Regions from separate parts of the Homo sapiens genome. Here region 2 is linked to region 1. A link is a contact called in ENCODE Hi-C or POLR2A ChIA-PET data. All regions are on one chromosome and are shown on one strand. The core of a region is the stretch at or near the end of the contact, and the rest is flanking DNA. Distances in the headings are between cores, read along the strand shown. Region 1 holds the start of ZNF765-ZNF761 (ZNF765-ZNF761 readthrough). Region 2 holds the start of ZNF274 (zinc finger protein 274).

Region 1 (3,339 bases), core at 352-2,851:
AACTAACAGGCAAGGCAAGGGTTAAAAAGAAAAGAAGAACAAGTTTTCCTCTGCCTAGCAAGCTCACTTCAAGGACAGTTATAAGATAACGCTTTTTGTGCAGCTGAAGCCAAAGGAATGAGCTCCAGAAAACCCCACTTTAGAACAAGAGTGAAGAAAAAAAAAGTCTGTATTTAGCTGTTCTTGTTTTTCTTTCAATGCAGCTACAAGACCACCAGCTATGCAAGGCCACAAGTTATGCTATGCTATAGATTATGTGACCAATCATTACATGATTAACTGCTTTTATTTTGCTTCTGTAAGCCTGCTTATAAAAACCCCACTCTGTCTTTGTTGAAATGCTCAGCTTTTTAGATGTAAATCCACTGAGCCGGTGCGTACCTTAAATAAACATCGTTCTGTCTCCCGCATACCGGTCTCTCTAGTACTTAGTTTCCCGCAACACCATCTCTGCGCCTCCTCTGCTCTCCCTGTTACATTCTCTCTTCCCTGTTATACCCTCATCCCCACTCTCTAGCACCCCAGATCCCCAGGTGTCCTCCCTGCTGTGCTTCTCCCTCTGTTCTCCTTGCCACCAGCACCACTCTGCTCTGTCTGCCCTGGCTCCAAATCCCTCCTCCTCTCCCTCACTCTGATGAGCCTCCCTCTTTGCTGTCCCTCTCCCTACCTTGCTCTCTGTCCTTCATCTCTCTGTACATCTACCTTTTCTCTACATTTCTCCAGTTGCTTTTCTCCTCCTTTTTTTTTTTTTCCCCCACATTTGCTGTGTCTGGCAAATCCCTCACCCATCCTCTACTTTGCCATCTGTTATGAGTCTTTTTTATTCTTCTTTTCTGTCTCAGGTTTTCTACTGCTCTACGTCTGTCTCCTGATCCCTTTAGCCTACACAAGCACCGGAGGCTTTGGATAAGACACAGGAGGGTTTGGAGCAAAACGCCTGCATCCCGGGGGAGCGCATTTTCCAGGGGCTGGAGCTGGGCAGGCAAGAACACCCCGTGTCACAGGACAGGCCCCGGGCACCTCCCTAACTCGGGCTCAGGGAAAGCAGTGACTGTGGAGGCGAACCTGGGGAGCAGTAGGGCCCGCAAAAGGAGGGAGGCGGCGGCGCCACGGCGCCTTAAGACAAGGGTGGGGTCTGCAGGATCCCAGGACCAGACAGAGGACGCGGCCTCCTTGGGGCTGGGGCCGCCGCGCTGCGTCCAGCTGCCAACGAGGGCGAGACTGGGAGGCGCTCAGGGAGGGAATTCACCTCTCGGGTGAGGACTTTAAAAAGCGCGGGACGGGAGGAGTCAGAAAAAGTTTCAGAGCAGGAAAACTACGTGATAGAAAGTGTATACATTGCCCTATAGCAGAAACACCCGGGACGGGACCAGCCTCAGGGGGACCTTAAACCCAAAAGGAAGCGACCCCCGGACTCTCACGGGGTCGTCTCAACTTGCTCTGGGTGAAGGAAGACGGCTGAGAATTTCCAGGTTAGTGGAGACCCCACGCCCCAGGTACAGAAGCGCCAGGGACCTGGGAAGCACAGACTTAATACAAAACAGAGCGAAACTCACCCGCGGCGGTGGGATAGTCACTCCACGCCGTCCGCTTCCGGGTCTGCGCGAAGCTGCGCGCGCAGGAAAGAAGCCAGGCCTGGGCGGGACCCGCGAGGAGGTGGGCGGGCTTGGGCGAGGTAGGGGCGGGGCAGAGAGACTTTACCCTTTAGAACCGACAGAGGGCGGGGCTGTGGCGGGACCTGTGAGTCTCTCAGCCTGGCTCCCAGGGCCTCAGTTTTCGGGTTTTGGAGGCGAGACCGGCCAGGAAGGCTGAGGCATGATTCAAAAGCCCTGGAATTGTCTGGAACGGGGATGCAAACTGGAATGTAAAATGCAAAGCCCTGCCTGGATGGAACGTACGATTTCATGCTGACAGCCCACAAAACAGAATAGAAATCCTCTCCCTTTCCAGTCTCCATTCACTTGGGAGGGAGAGTCCACCCTGTGCTCAGCTGCAGAGACTTCCCTAGGGCCACCGCCTGGGATGTGGGACGGAATGCTCAGGCCAGCGAGGAGTGAGGTCACCACCTTCTGGATAAACACAGCAGGGATGTGGGCGCGGGCGCGGGAGACTGAGGTCCCAGCTACTCAGGAAGCAGCGGCGGGAGGATTGCTGAGCCTGGGGGTCCAGGCCAGCCTGGGCGACAATGTAACACCCCCTCCCGCAGGGCTCCCTTCCTCGTCACTCTCTCTTTTTTTTCCTTTTTTTTTAAACGTTTTAAAATAAGAGTTTGATTGTGTGAGATAGGGATCTAACAGTATTCTTTTCCATGTGGATATCCAGTTAGTTGCCTCAGCACATTTTTGGAAGAGATTTATTCCTTTATTTATTTACTTATTTCTTTTGTTTTGAGACAGAGTATTTCTCTGTCGCCCAGGCTAGAGTGCCGTGATGGGATCTCGGCTCACTGCAGCCTCTGCCTCCTGGGTTTCAGCGATTCCCCTGCCTCAGCCTCCAGAGTATCTGCAATTACAGGCGCGTGCCACCATGCCCGGCTAATTTTTGTATTTTTGTAGACGAGTTTCACCATGTTGGCCAGTGTGGTCTCAAACTCTTGACTTTAAGGGATCCACCTGCCTGGGCCTCCTCAAAGTGCTGGGATCACAGGCGGGAGCCACCGCGCCTGGCCAAATACTTTTTACTTCACTTTCTAATTGTTAAGAAAATACAATTGAAAACGAAACAAAAAAATCTTCCCCCAAATGACAAAACATCTCCATGACGATAATAGAGAAAGAAATAAACACCATTTTATTAATAAGTAAGCCTTAGACCAGAATGTGATGGGAAATAGAGGCAAAGAGCTAAGAGGTTGAAAAAAGAGAAAGACACTTCACAGTTCTATACAACCCATTAAGTACATGTTTTCAAGATAAACACTAATCAGTCCTCAGGGAAAAGGACTTGACAACACCCTTGGTCACACATAGTTCATCCTGGCTCTAGTTGGTAATGGAGGTGACCATCTGTGTCAGCTAATTAGCTTCATGCAGAGGGAGGGGGAGAAACACTAACCCATGTCTTTTTGACAAGTGTGAGTTTTACAACATGGCTACAGGTGCCCTCTCTGGTGAGGCTCCTACAATGTGACAGAAACTGATGTCAGCAGTAAATAATAACATTTAGAATTTATGATTAAGTATAGAGTTTATCTGAACACAAAGCATGAGGATAGCCACCGGCAAACATCAACTCCTAATGAATGGGATCAACGTTCCCAAGTAGAGACGTTAAGGTTTCACACACAGGGAAAGACAGAGAAGTTTTAGGAGAATCAACACATTTTCCATTCAAGACCAG
Region 2 (3,339 bases), core at 553-3,052, 4.8 Mb before region 1:
TACAGACGTGAGCCACCGCGCCCGGCCCCCTATTTCTTATTCATTTGAAAATTCTGACTTTGGGAGTGGTGCGTATGCCTCCTAGGGAATTCTCTGAGCTGCACCATCACACCCAAGCCGTCAGCCCCTACCCAGGGCCCTGATGCTTCTTTCTATCTCCTTCACCTGTCAGGGATCCATCCTCACCTGTCTTTTCTACTTGTTATTGAACTCTGCTGCTGTCACCTCTTGCTTGATGCCAATTTATCTGCTGAAATCTAAACATAAGCCTGATCCCTGCATAGACCTTTGGGAGGCCGAGATGGTCGGATCACCTTAGGTCAAGAGTTCCAGACCAGCCTGGCCAACATGGTGAAACCCCGTCTCCACAAAAAACACACACAAAAAATAAAAATAAAAAAAAAATTAGCTGGGTATGGTGGCACACGCCTGTAGTCCCAGCTACTCGGGGAGGCTGAGGCAGGAGAATCACTTGAACCCAGGAGGCGGAGGTTGCAGTGAGCCAAGATCGCGCCACTGCACTCCAGCCTGGGCGACAGAGGGAGACTCCATCTCAAAAAACAAAAAACAAACAAACAAAAGACCTGTCAATTACTCTTCCCAATATAAAGGATACAAGCAAGAGCCTTAACCTGGCCTTCAGAAGCCCCTACAATCTGGTCTCTATTCTAACTACACCCTTGGAAAACCAAGCAACCTGCGGTTCCACCATCACGCAGGATCTCTCATGCCCAACCAATCTCTACCCCCTCCCCGAGGTGCTCTGGAGGATGGGGGTATCTCAGGGAAGGTGGTATCTCACCACCATCCGCATCCTCCCAGGTGCAGTAGCGGACTCAAAAGCTGAAGGAAGCCTCTACTCACACAGGACCAGGCCGTCGGAAGCCTGGAGGCCATAGTTTCCTCCTTCTCAATGTGTCTCTGGTGGAAGTGGGCAGAGTCCTGAGGAAACCGAAGTTGGGAGGGGAGGGAGAGGCTTAAGGTGTCCGCTGGGGAGCTACCGCAGCCTCCGCCCAGGAACGGCTCCCTCAGCGGGAAATGACAAGTCCACCCAAACTGGAAAACGCCCAGAGTGAGTCATAGGACTCCCACAGGACTGGATAGGACCAGTTTTCCCCTCCCCGAGAGGACACCGAGCCTCCTCTGTCCCGCGCATCGGAGGGGATCGCCTCCCTGGCCCAGACCCCACGCTTCCGGAGGCGATCTGTTCTCTCCACCGCGGCGCCCCGAAAGCACTGTCTCCCCTCGGGGTTCCGGGTCACCGACCCCATCCCACAGAGCGGCGGGAGGACTGCAGGCACGGCCGGCTCAGGGTACCCGAGCTCGGCGGAAAATGCAGAGGCCGCGCTCGCCCCCAACTAACGGTTCTGGACCCGCCCAGCGCAGCCCCCGACGGACGCAGGTTTCGCGCGGCACTCACCCGGCGCGCGCCGCACAATGGCGCCCGTCGGCCGGCGGCGAAGTGCGTCAGCCCGCCGTCCCGAACTACAACTCCCAGACGCCCCCGCGGCGCGCCAGCTTGCCTCACCCAGCGGCGGCCATCTTGACTGGCCGGTTAGGGGCGGCAGGCGAAGCCGGGGACAGCAGGAGGAGGATACTCGTCGATGTCCCTCGGCGGTCCAGCTAGGCAAGGGGAGGCCTCTGGTGAGGGACGCTAGGCCGCAGGGCCCCACACTAATGTGGGCGGCGACCCGAGCTGGGAGAGAGTCGTGCCCTGCCACGAAGGCGACCACTCTTGGGGCAGAGCAGAAGCTGGAGAAAGGAAAGGCGCTGGACAGGGGTCAGGCCGGAAGTGCTGGAATGGGTGATGCTTGGTTGGGTGGCGGTGGGGGCGGGATTAATTATGACGTCCCTTGGGAAGAGGAAGGGCGGGTAGGGCCGGAAGTGCAGGGGGCGGGCCTAACTGGCCGTCCATCTGGGTGGAGGGGCGGGGACAGGGAGGGCGGGGAGAATGTAGGAGGCGGGGCTAGAGTCCACGCAACTTTTGGGGAAGGAGGGGGACTGGAAGACGGAAGTCGCGGGGGGAGTGGGGAGAGGTACTGAAGTTCCACCAGTTTCAAAGTCGAGAAAGAAGGGGAGGACTGGGAGAGCCGGAAGTGTGCAGGAGTTGGGACTGACGGCACTTATGTTTCTGGGAGATGGGTCCTGCCTGAAAGTGAGGGTGGACAGGGCCAAGTGTCCACTCAAGGTCAGGGAGGGGAGGGAAACTCGGAGGACCGGAAGTGTGATGGGAACGTGGCCAAACGTCCACCCTAGTTCTGGGGATTAGAGGAAGGGAGTAGGAAGGTCAGGGGTGTGCAAGGGGAAGGAGGGAAGACTAGGTGGACCACAAGTGTGATGGGAATGAGGCCAAACGTCTACCCTAGTTCTGGAGAGATGATCAGGGCTAACTGTACCCCAGGCATTGGGGAGGAGGAGCAGGATCCTCTGCCTAGTGTCCCCCTGTGGTCCAGTTTGCTCCTGGAAGCTGAGGTGCTCATGTCTAGGGAGAGGAAACCTAAGTCTGTAGCTGTCCAGGACCTGGTGTGTGCCACCCATCCTTGGGCCCAGGGTGCTCTCATCTTCCTTGGGAGCTCAGGACAAGGAGGTATTCTCTTGGCTTCCTCAAGGACCGACATCTGGTGTTTTCTTATCTTCCTTAGGTCCCAGGTCCCAGTATGGTCTTGTCTTCTTGGGACCTGAGGGCCCTAATGATCTCTCTCAGTGCTCAGGACCCTGTGTCCTCTTTCTTGATATTTCCTGGCAGGTCTCAGCAGCCCTCTGCCTCCCTCTGGTGGTCGTGTACACTGCCTGCTAAACTTGTTCCACGGGTTGTTGGTTTTTTTGGTCACTGTGGAGGATCCAACCTCAGGCTACACATTGTTTAATTGTTGCTGTTAGTGTGTTGATTTTGGCATAGGAGTATTTACTCAGAGACTGTGCAGATATCTTATAGTCTAATAATATTTCATTGGATTTTTCGTGTCTATTATAGATACAACACCATCCCCAATTAATAAGTAATTTGATATCTTCTTTTTCCATATTTCAACTTTAAAAAATTAACATTGTATAGTCCTAGCTAGTATGACAGAGCTATGTTAAGTAGTCATGTTTACTAATAGTCTTGTTTTGTTCTGGATTTGAATAGGATACGTCTAGCCCTTCATAATCACAAGGAAGCAAACCCCCTTGGAAATTCTTTTTTTTCTTTCTTTTTTTTTTTCTTGAGACAGGGTCTTGCTCTGTCACCCCGACTGGAATGCATTGGTGCGATCACAGCTTACTGCAGCCTCCACCTCCTGGGCCCAAGTGATCCGCCCACCTTAGCCTCTCAAATAGCTGGGACAGGTGCACACC

The links. Hi-C counts contacts between places; a loop is a spot of excess contacts on that map. ChIA-PET counts read pairs that join two places held with the same protein, here RNA polymerase II (POLR2A). Pooled maps may share reads with other maps.
Region 2: a loop to region 1 is called in a pooled map, with 6 times the contacts of the local background. The contact joins the promoter of ZNF274 here to the promoter of ZNF765-ZNF761 in region 1. A Hi-C loop is called at or near these places in 1 of 50 pooled maps. POLR2A ChIA-PET finds 5 or more read pairs at or near these places in 2 of 52 experiments (A549 and CD8-positive, alpha-beta memory T cell).

The regions. Positions count from the first base shown.
Region 1 is chr19:53,393,411-53,396,749 of GRCh38, reverse strand. ZNF765-ZNF761 (ZNF765-ZNF761 readthrough) reads right to left here and starts at 1,601. Exons shown (of 13, transcript NM_001350496.2): 1 at 1,557-1,601. ZNF765 (zinc finger protein 765) reads right to left here and starts at 1,601. Exons shown (of 4, transcript NM_001040185.3): 1 at 1,557-1,601. RefSeq lists a silencer at 1,532-1,731.
Region 2 is chr19:58,181,524-58,184,862 of GRCh38, reverse strand. It overlaps ZNF274 (zinc finger protein 274), which reads right to left and starts at 1,802. Exons shown (of 8, transcript NM_133502.3): 1 at 1,421-1,802; 2 at 865-942. The coding sequence starts at 897. RefSeq lists enhancers at 950-1,139, 766-1,477, 1,390-1,809, 1,478-2,191.